Linked DNA regions of Homo sapiens: region 2 is linked to region 1. Evidence: read pairs that join two places in POLR2A ChIA-PET (ENCODE). Cell type or tissue: B cell. All regions are shown on one strand. Links, peaks and the distances in the headings refer to the core of each region. The heading gives the core; the rest is flanking DNA.

Region 1 (5,388 bases), core at 77-5,076:
ACCCCATTGGAAGGGACTATATCAGATATTGTTAACCAATCCTTGTGCAGCCAAACTCAAGGCCATCTACTCATGAATTCACATTTCTCATTTTAAAAAGTTAGCCCTACCTGAGCAGACATCTTCCATCACTGGAGAAGATCTCCAACTGGAGCTGACCTGCAGCTAGTCACCCTGTTCTACAGACCAGGATGAAAAGTAGAAATTCAGTTAGAAAGAATCACCCAAAAGACTAAATGGCTACAAGACATTAGAAAGACCAAACCCCTTACATGATTTACTTGATTGGTTACCTTAAGAAATAAAAACACCTTTCAGATCTAGATTTCAAATTGTTTGTTAATAATTGTCCTTATTTGCATCATATTGATACAGAACAGCTGGGCTCCCAGCTAAACACCACCCTCAAGCCTGAACCCTCAGCCCTAAGTAAAAACAGCTGGCCCTATTTTTCTGCCCAAGTGATTGCCTTTTTTGCCTGCCATTCCCCTATCCTGTGCCCATAAAAAGACTTCAGCTGGAAGAGCAACACAAGCGGCTTATACAAGTGGTTGGGGATGCAAGCTGCTGAACATTGGAGATATGTGCAGCTGAGCATCAGGGATCCATGCAGCTGAGTGTCAGAAATTACGAATAGACGCTGCTAACTTCAGACAGTGCAGCTTCAGGGAAACATCACCTTCTTCCCACACCATCCCCTTTCAAATTCCCCATCCTACTGAGAGCCACTTTTATCGCCCAATAAATATTCCAAATACACTATCCTTCAAATAGTTTGTGTGACCTGATTGTTCCTGGACACTGAACAAGAACTCAGGTGTCAAAAAAGGCAGGTGTAGGAGGCTGTCACCCTGAGCCTTCACTGAGCTGTTACACTTAGCCATCCATGGACTGCAGGCTGAGTGAAATGAGCCACTCTAGTTCCTGTCCACAAAGAGGGTCAAAGTCAGGGGAAAAATCCCATCTCAATATTTTTGGTTCTTAAGTTGATTATGCTTTGTATTTCTAGATGTCTTAACATCAAGAAAGAAATGATCCAACATGCTGTGGCTCCTCTGTAAGTGGATGGCCTAGATCTTGTTGCTCTGTCCCTTTATGTTGCCAGTCAATTCAGCCTTGAGACCTCTCTAAATTCTTAAGTTTAAAATTTCAAATTTTTTTATTTTATATTTTTGTGTAGAGATGGGGGTCTTGCTATGTTGCCCAAGCTAGTCTTGAACTCCTGAGCTCAAGTGATCCTCCCACCTCGGCCTCCCAAAGTGCTGGGATTACAGGTGTGAGCCACAGTGCCTGGCCATCACTAAATTCTTAAGCCATAAGTACCTGTCCTCTTTCCCTCAGACATGGGATGAGATTACCTGGGAATGAGCCTTCCCAATGACATGAGACAAACATCTAAAATTTTGGTCATCGATGCCTTCAGAAGAGAAAAATTTTGATCAAAAGGGGGAAATGAGAAAAGAAAGAACAATGTTTAGCCAATCAATACCTTATGTTACCTTAGTGTAAATTCTTGATAAACAACTTACAAACTGCCTCTTCTCTTTTCCTTTAAAAACCCACTTGTAACTACTGCTAATTGGAGCATATATTCAGGCAACTTGAATCTGTGCTCCTTGGTTGCAGTCCTCAAACTTGGCCCAAATAAACCCTCTACTTATGTTAATTTGGCCACAGTTTTTTCCTTTAGGTCAACAAAGCTATTCTCCAGAAAGCAATACAGATATACAATTTGACCTCTGGTTTCATTATTCTACATGTTTATATTTCTTTTAATAATATATTTGTTTTTTGTGTGCCCAGGCAAATAAATTCAGACTTTGTTTTTAAAAAGCAGCAACAAGCCTGGGTGCAGGGGCTCATGCCTGTAATCCTAACACTTTGGGAATCCAAGGTGGGAGGATCACCTGAGACCAGTAGTTCAAGACTAGCCTGGACAAGACAGTGAGACCCCCCAACTCTCTACAAAAAATAAAAAAATTAGCTGGGCATAGTGGTGCAATGCCTGCAATCCCAGCTACTCAGGAGGCTGAAGCAGGAAGAGAATTGCTTGAGCCTGGGAGTTCGAGGTTGTAGTGAGCTATAATTATAACACTGCACTCCAATCTGGATGATGGAGTAAGACTGCTTCTCAAAAAACAAACAAAAACACCCCACAACAACAACACTGTATGATTAAGGAAAATGTTTGGATGGTAAAATGAAAGCAATAACCTAAACCAAGGTTATCATTTATTTGAAAAGTATTTGTTGAACTTCTACTGTATGGCACTATGATAATTAGTCTATCAACTTGAATAAGAAAATGTGGTAGTGGGCAGAGCACAGTAGCCCACACCTGTAATCCTAGCAGTTTGGGAGGCCAAGGCAGGAGGATTGCTTGAGGCCAGAAGTTTGAGACCAGCATGGACAAAATGACGAGATGCTATCTCTACAAAAAATTTAAAAATTAACCAGGCATAGTGGCAAGCACCTGTAGTCCCAGCTTCTTTGGAGGCTCAAGTGGGAGCATTGCTTGAGCCCAGGTCATTGAGGCTGCAGTGAACCATGATCACACCACTACACTCCAGCCTGAGCAACAGAGTGAGACCCTATCTCCAAGTGAAAAAAAAAAAAGAAAATGTGAAATGTGGAAGTCCTTGCAATATTAGTGTGGACTCTCAAGGTTAGTTTAAAAGGATAGAAATACCATTCAAACCAGCTCAAGTGATTAAGGACATTTACTGGCTCATGTTACTGAAAAGTTTGAGAATTGCTTCGGGCACTGCTGGATCCAGAGGCTCAATGTCCTACCTGTCTTTCTATCTCTAGACTGCCTTCCTCTGAAGGACTTAGATGAACTAGAAAAGAAACTGACAATTCAGAGACTCTAAGGCATTTCCAATCACCATTAAGGAAAATTTCCCTTGAGATTTATGTCTCTTGGTCCCACTTTGTCTTTAGAATTAAGGAATTGAACTGTGATTTGCAAGGTTCCTTCTGGCTTCAACATTTAGATTTAGCAAACAAAAATACAGGACACACAGTTAAGTTTGAATTTCAGGTAAACAATGAGTAATTTTTTAGTGTAAGTATGTACCAAATATTGTATGGTACATTTTTACACTAAAAAATTGTTTGAAACATGAATTTTATTGTTCCAATATTATTACTCATACAGCAATAGTTACCACTAGTGGTTTTGGTGTGAAATAGCTGTCATTCAGTAAAATATTGTTCCTTGAAGTTATCCTGAAACTTAAATATGTATAAATGTGACATTAATAAGTGCTTTTACAGGTTTTTCATCTGTCGAACAAGACTAATCATATAAAATTTGCGACTCTCCCACAAATGTGGGGTTGACAGAGTTAAAGTCCTCAGGACTTCTTGAAAGTAAATAAAAACAAATATAGATTTTGATTATTATTGCTACTTTTATAGCTGATATTTCTTTTTTAACACATTAACTTCCCTCCACTGAGCAAACTGCTCAGTTGTTGGAAGGACTCATGTCATCATCCCTCTTTTCTCAATGTGTCTTGCTGCTGTTGAGCTAAACAATTCTTTAGCTCCCAGGGTGCTTATTTAATAAATGATGCTGTGAAGTTCCCAAAGAAAGACTTTCAATTTCCCTCTTGTGTGATGGCTGTGATCAAGCTGCAGCACCCTGTGGTCTGCATCAATGGAATATATGCTTGGAACTCATTCACTAACTTGCTTTCTGTATTTAATCTGTTAAGTTCCGTAAACGGTAGAAATACCTGATGCTTTTCTTCTTCTCTTGATAATTTTCTCCTCTACTTTTCCTCAAATTGGGAAATAAAGGTTAACTGCTGTATATTTTTGAGCTAATTTTCTCTTTCACAGGATGCTTGAAAGTAAAGTCATCAGTATTTTAAAATGCATACACACACCATCCTGTAGCTGATTCTACAATTTCAGCTCATCAACTATTTTTTTTTAATTTTTTATTTATTATTATTATACTTTAAGTTTTAGGGTACATGTGCACAATGTGCAGGTTAGTTACATATGTATACATATGCCATGCTGGTGTGCTGCACCCACCAACTCGTCATCTAGCATTAGGTATATCTCCCAATGCTATCCCTCCCCTCCCCCCAGCCCACAACAGTCCCCAGAGTGTGATGTTCCCCTTCCTGTGTCCATGTGTTCTCATTGTTCAATTCCCACCTATGAGTGAGAATATGTGGTGTTTGGTTTTTTGTTCTTGTGATAGTTTACTGAGAATGATGATTTCCAATTTCATCCATGTCCCTACAAAGGACATGAACTCATCATTTTTATGGCTGCATAGTATTCCATGGTGTATATGTGCCACATTTTCTTAATCCAGTCTATCATTGTTGGACATTTGGGTTGGCTCCAAGTCTTTGCTATTGTGAATAGTGCCGCAATAAACATACATGTGCATGTGTCTTTATAGCAGCATGATTTATAGTCCTTTGGGTATATACCCAGTAATGGGATGGCTGGGTCAAATATCAACTATTACTTACACTCAAGCTAGAGTGTAAATAGCTTATACTCAAGCTAGAGTGTAAATAGCTTATACTCAAGCTAGAAGTTGAGTATAAATAATAGTTGATGAGCTGAAATTGTAGAATCATGGAATTATTAGAGAATTTTGAGATTAAGTCAGATTTCTTCCTTTCACAGGTAAGAAAACTGAGGCTCAGAGAGATTACATGCTATAGCCAAGATCACACAACCCAGGTGACACTAAACTGGGGCCCTCCATGAACCAAATCCAGCCCACCACTACCTGTTTGTGGAAATAAAGTTTTATTGCAACACAGTTGCTCCCATTTGTTGCATTGCCTATGACTGCATTTGTACTATAATTACAGAGTTGAGTAGTTGCGAGAGAGACTATCTGGCCCACAAAGCCTAAAATATTTACTATCCAGCTCTTTAAACAGGTTGCCCAACCCCTCTCTAGGCCTCCGGAGTCCTCTGCCTCCAGCTAGAAGAAGGGGAACAGGCATGGAGAAGTATACATGAAGCAGGGACTGGGGAGGTGGTAGGGACAGCCAGGCCTGGAGTGAGGCACATCATTTCTGCCCATGTTCCACTGACGAACATGAGTCACATGGTTTCACTTGGTTGCAAGGGCTGAGAGATATAGTCCTTTGAGACGCAGTCCAGAGTAGCTGATTCCCAGTGCAATTCTACCCCCTGGAAGTGGGAGCATGGCTTCTGATAGGTAGCTAGTTTTCTGGAGCACAGGTGGTCAGCACCCTGTTAGTCTCCTGTAGCATAATAGACACATTTGGTAGGTATCTGCTCAGCACATGGCCCCCATCTCCAAGAACTGCAGAGTCTCAGAGGATGGGGCCCTGTGGCTGTGTCTTTATTATCTGACCCCACCAGTTGTCACAGATC
Region 2 (5,388 bases), core at 268-5,267, 120 kb before region 1:
TAGCACAGTCCATATATGACATACAAATCATTAAACTACTTATCACTGGGAAAAAAATGACATACATTCAACAGGTATGATAACATTTTATGATATTTAACTCAGCCTAGAAAAAGTTCCTACAATTTGTTTCACTACAGAATTACCTGGTATTGTAAACTAAGAATCAACTATTGATTGCATTTTCTTTTTAACTTGTAGATGCCATACTGTTTAAAAAAAGAAATAGAACATGCTTCAAGAACATCTGTCAATGAGAAGATTCTGGGAAGATAACAGCAATAGCAGTGTACTTTTTAAATCTCCTCTAGTTCTCCCCATAAACTCAGATAAAGCAATGAGGGCAGGAAGAGCAAAGATTCACAGACAGCATCTACAGCAGAATCAGGAGACAAACTTCCAAATAAAATCAGGTGGAAACAAACCTCTCACAACTACAAGACTTGCATGGTATCAGTATCTGTGTGGGAAGAAGATGAAGGAAGGCACGAGAACTTCTGACAGGTGGAGAACAGAACCTCACAGTCATAGCAGATGCTCACTGGACAGTGTGGTGGGCTAATCTGAGAACAGCAGCAAAAACTAGGGGGCAGTTTGGCACAATTCCATTTATAAATACATTTGACCCTTGAACCATATAGGTTTGAACTGCAGAGATCCACTTATACTCATATTTTCTTCTGCCTCTGCCACCCCTGGGACAGCACAACCAACCCTTCCTCTTTCTTTTCCTCCTCAGCCTACTCAACTGTGAAGATGATAAGGATGAAGACCTTTATGATGATCCACATCCACTTAATGCATAGTAAATATATTTTCTCTTCTTTATGATTTTCTTAACATCTTCATTTCTTTAGCTTGCCCTTAAGATGACAGTATATAATACATATAACATAAAAAATATGTGTTAATCAACAATTTATGTTGTCAGAAAGGTTTCTGGTCAGTAGTAGGCTATTAGTAGTTAAGTTTTTTGGAAGTCAGAAGTTATATGTGGATTTTGAACTGCTGGGATAGGCGTTGGCACCCCTAAGCCCTGCATTATTCAAGGGTCAACTGTAAATGCAAGCAGACTACAGTGCAGTATAAGTAAGTTCTCATGGTACAGTCTGGGTGCTATAAACTCTCAAAATTAACAAATCAAAGTTCCTTTCCAAGACAAAGTCTCACAGAAGAGAAACTGCTGGGAGTAGAATCCAAGTTGTAGAATGCCAGACAAAAGAGACAAAGCAGTAAGTTCAGACAGAAGTGGTGGAGAGAAGCAGAAAAGGCACATCTCAGAAAGCACAAGGTACATGTATTCTCACTTTGCAAAAGCCAGAGAAGAGACAGCTTTAACCTAGAAAATGAACTAGGAAAGTTATCCTTGCCCATTCCCTCCCTCCTAAAAATACACAAAAATTCATTTCACTAGTAGACAATAGCAAAGAAAAGGATCTCAGTCAGATTCCATAAAAGTTATTGTGGTGTCAAGAAAATTAGATAGGAAAGGAATAGTCTTTTCAAGAAATGGTGCTGGGAAAACTAGATATACATATGCAAAAGAATAAAGCTGGCCCAGGTGCCATGGCTCATGCCTGTAATCCCAGCACTTTGAGAAGCCAAGGTGGGTGGATCACATGAGCTCAGGAGTTTGAGACCAGCTTGGCAACATGGCAAAACCCCATCTCCACAAAAAATACAAAAATTAGCTGAGCATGGTGGCATGCACCTATAGTCTCAGCCACCCTGGGGGCTGAGATGGGTGGATGGTTTGAGCCCAGGATGTCGAGGCTGCAGTGAGCTGAAATCACACCACTGCACTCCAGCCTAGGCGATGGGAGTGAGACCTTGTCTCAAAAAATAAAAAAATAAAAAAAATAAAGTTGGATCCCTCCTTCCTTACATCATATAGAAAAATTAAATGTATCACAGATCTAAATGGAAAGTAAAACTATGAAACTTTTTTTTTTTTTTTTTCTGAGACCGCGTCTCGCTCTGTCGCCCAGGTTGGAGTGCAGTGGCATGATCTCAGCTCACTGGGTTCATGCGATTCTCCTGCCTCAGCCTCCCAAGTAGCTGGGATTACAGGCGTGCACCACCATGCTCAGCTAATTTTTGTATTTTTAGTAGAGAAGGGGTTTCACCATGTTGGCCAGGCTGATCTTGAACTCCTGACCTCAGGTGATCCACCCACCTCGGCCTCCCAAAGTGCTAGGATTACAAGCGTGAGCCACCGTGCCTGGCCAAAACTATGAAACTCTTAAAGGAAGCATACAAGTAAATCTTTGTGACCTTGAACTCAGCAATGATTTCTCAGTTGAGAAGCCAAAAGCACAATGATAAAAGAAAAAGTAGGTAAACTGAGCTACATCAAAATTAAATACTTTTGGGCTTCAAATGATATCAAGAAAGTGAAAAGAGAACCTACACAATGGGAGAAAATATTTGCAAACCATGTATCTGATACATCACTGTGTCCACAGTGCTTACAATAGCCTATAAGTACATGAAAAGATGTTCAACATCATTAGTCGTGAGAGGAATGCAAATCAAAACCACAATGAGGTATCACTTCATACCACTAGGATAGCTAGTATAAAAAAGTAACAAATGTTGGTGAAGATACAGGAAATCAGAACCTTCATACCTTGCTGGGGAATGTAAAATGGTGCTGCCACTTGAAAAACAGTTTGGCAGCTCCTCAAAATGCTAATTAGTTACCATGTGACCCAACAATCCCACTCCTAGGTATATACCCGAGAGAAATAAAAACTTGCACATTCACAGCAGCATGATTCATAATAGCCAAAAAGCAGAAGCAACTGAAGTGTTCATCTGATGAATGTATAAACAAAAAGTGGTATATCTATACAATGGGGTATCATTCAGCTATAAAAGGAACAATACATTGATACAAGAAGTATCAATATGAAGGATGACCCTTGAAAACATTATGCAAAGTGAGAGAAGCCAGTACACAATTGCAAGATTCCATGAAATGTCCATGAACTGTCCATAACAGGCAGACCCAAAGAGATAGAAAGTAGATTGATTAGTGGTTTCCAGGAGCTGTGGGGGTAGGGGAGAATGTGGAGTGACTGCTAATGGGCATAATTTTTCTTTCTAAAATTTGAAAATGTTCTAAAATTAGATACTGGCAATTAGGCGTGCCTCTGTGAATATACTAAGAACCACTGAATTGTATACTTTAAAAGGGTGAATTTCATGGTATAAGGGTTTTGCTCAATAAAACTGTTACTTAAAAAGAAACTTATTTTAAAAGAAGAGATAAGGTGATCTAAAAAAAAAAGTGATAAAGAAGATCAGCAAAAGTACATCTACAATGGCAGGTCCTGAAGAAGAAAACCAAAGCAGTAATACAGAACAAATACCAAAAACAACTCAAAAGAACTCTCCTAAAATGAAAGACAGCTTGAAACTACATATTGAAAGGATATCCTGTGTATCTAGGAACACTGACCCTCTAAAGAAAAGGGAAAAAATCATTTGATCACCCACATTTTTTAAAAAGACCAAATCGCAAGTAGGAAAAAGAAAATCAGATTGTGATCAGATTTTGTGACAGCAATGCTTTTTTCCAGAAGTCCACAGAGTAACTAAGGTATGCAAAGAAAGAAAACGTAAGTCATGGATTTTATAAACAATCAAACTAATCTTCATAATCATGTACTTTTGTGGAATATGGGAATAATGCACCTGTGGGCACCTTCTGCATCACGTACTATAGAATGAGCTTCAGATGACCAAAAAGACTGAAGAGACGTTAACGTAAGGTCTGGTGGATAACCAAATCATTTATGAGGGTAAACGTCTCATTACAGAAACATAAACTATCTGCAACCACACACATTAATATGAATGACACCACAGGAATGCAAAATCGAGACTGAGAAACCCTACAGGACCAACTTGACAGACACCAACCTGGTTTCTTCCTCAAGAATAAAACAGCAAGAAAAAAAAGAGGGATGCAAGCCCTACTTTAAAGAGGAACTTAAAAGGTATGTCAATTGTGGCTGGGCTTGGTGGCTCAAAATCCCAGGACTTTGGAAAGCCGAGGAGGGCTGAGGCAGGCGGATCACTTGAGGCCAGGAGTTTGAGACCAGCCTGGCCAACATGGTGAAACCCTGTCTCTACAAAAAATATAAAAATTAGCCAGGCATGGTGGCGGGCGCCTGTGATCCCAGCTACTCAGGAGGCTGAGGCATAAGAATCACTTGAACCCAGGAGACAGAGGTTGCAGTGAGCCAAGATCGTGCCACTGCACTCCAGCCTGGGCAACAGAGTGAGATTCGGTCTCAAAAAAAAAAAAAAAAAAAAAAAAAAAGAGATATGTCAATCGCAAATGGATGGCCCTCCTTTGGATCCTGCTTCAAATAAATAGTAAAAAGAAAAAAAAAATTGAACACTGATAGGCCATTTGACGAAAATAAGGAGCCAATGTTCATTTTGGGGCATTTAATAATGATATGGTAGTATTTTTTAAAGAGGTTTTATTTTTTAGAAATACATAATGAATATTTATAGTTGAAATGGTATGTATAGGCTTGATTTTAATATTGCAGAGGTTATGTATAGACAAGATTGGTCATGTGTTAACTATGGAAGCTGGGAACAATAATGGCTTCATTATATTATTCCCTCTGCTTTTGTATCTGAGATTTTCCATAATAAAATGTTTTAAAATTGTGAATTAAAAATTTTCAGATATGATAGTAAATGTCAACAGCATGATCATTTTAATAGCCAAAATGTTTGTTTTTAATTTAAAAACCAAAATTTTAATAAAACTTAAAACTAAGGTAAACACAAAAATTAAAAGCCTTTTTCTTTTACAATCACTATCTGTCACTCTCCCTGATAACACCACCAAATGAAGTCTCACTCTGAGAAGGTGGTTTTCTTTTTTTTTTTTTTTTCACTCTTGTTGCCCAGGCTAGAGTGCAATGGTGTGATCTTGGCTCACTGCAACCTCTGCCTCCCGAGGAGCTGGGATTACAGGCATGCACCACCACACATGGCTAATTTTGTATTTTTAGTAGAGATGGGGTTTCACCATGTTGGCCAGGCTGGCCTCGAACTCCTGACCTCCGGTGATCCACCTGCCTTGGCCTCCCAAAGTGCTGGGATTACAGGCGTGAGCCACCATGCCTGGCCGAGAAGGTGGTTTTCAACCTAGGATGTGCACAATCATCTGCAGAGCTTTTGAAAAATACAAATGCAGGGCTCAACTCCAGATGCACTTCATCGGTATCTCTGCTGTTGCTCCACTAGTGATTCTGATGCACACCAATGATTAAGAACCACTGTGCTAAGGCCTCTGACTCCTGAGGTGATAGTGTACTTCTTCAAAAACAGCTTATTTTTAGGCAATGTTATGTCTTC

The links. ChIA-PET counts read pairs that join two places held together with the same protein. Peaks named below come from ENCODE experiments on the same cell type or tissue, not always from the same donor. Only the 100,000 strongest peaks of a DNase experiment are listed, where the experiment ranks them.
Region 2: POLR2A ChIA-PET joins it to region 1 with 6 read pairs; 2 of 35 experiments call an interaction of 5 or more read pairs at or near these places.

The regions. Positions count from the first base shown.
Region 1 is chr2:171,616,383-171,621,770 of GRCh38, reverse strand. No RefSeq gene overlaps it. Among named protein-coding and RNA genes, the nearest start is that of DYNC1I2, 68 kb to the left of the region's middle. In B cell, for the core only: no CTCF peak of the experiment used is centred there; no DNase peak of the experiment used is centred there.
Region 2 is chr2:171,738,639-171,744,026 of GRCh38, reverse strand. The region is part of intron 15 of DYNC1I2 (dynein cytoplasmic 1 intermediate chain 2); the gene reads right to left. Among named protein-coding and RNA genes, the nearest start is that of DYNC1I2, 54 kb to the right of the region's middle. In B cell, for the core only: no CTCF peak of the experiment used is centred there; a DNase peak (open chromatin) is centred at 2,616; H3K27ac peaks cover 319 bases.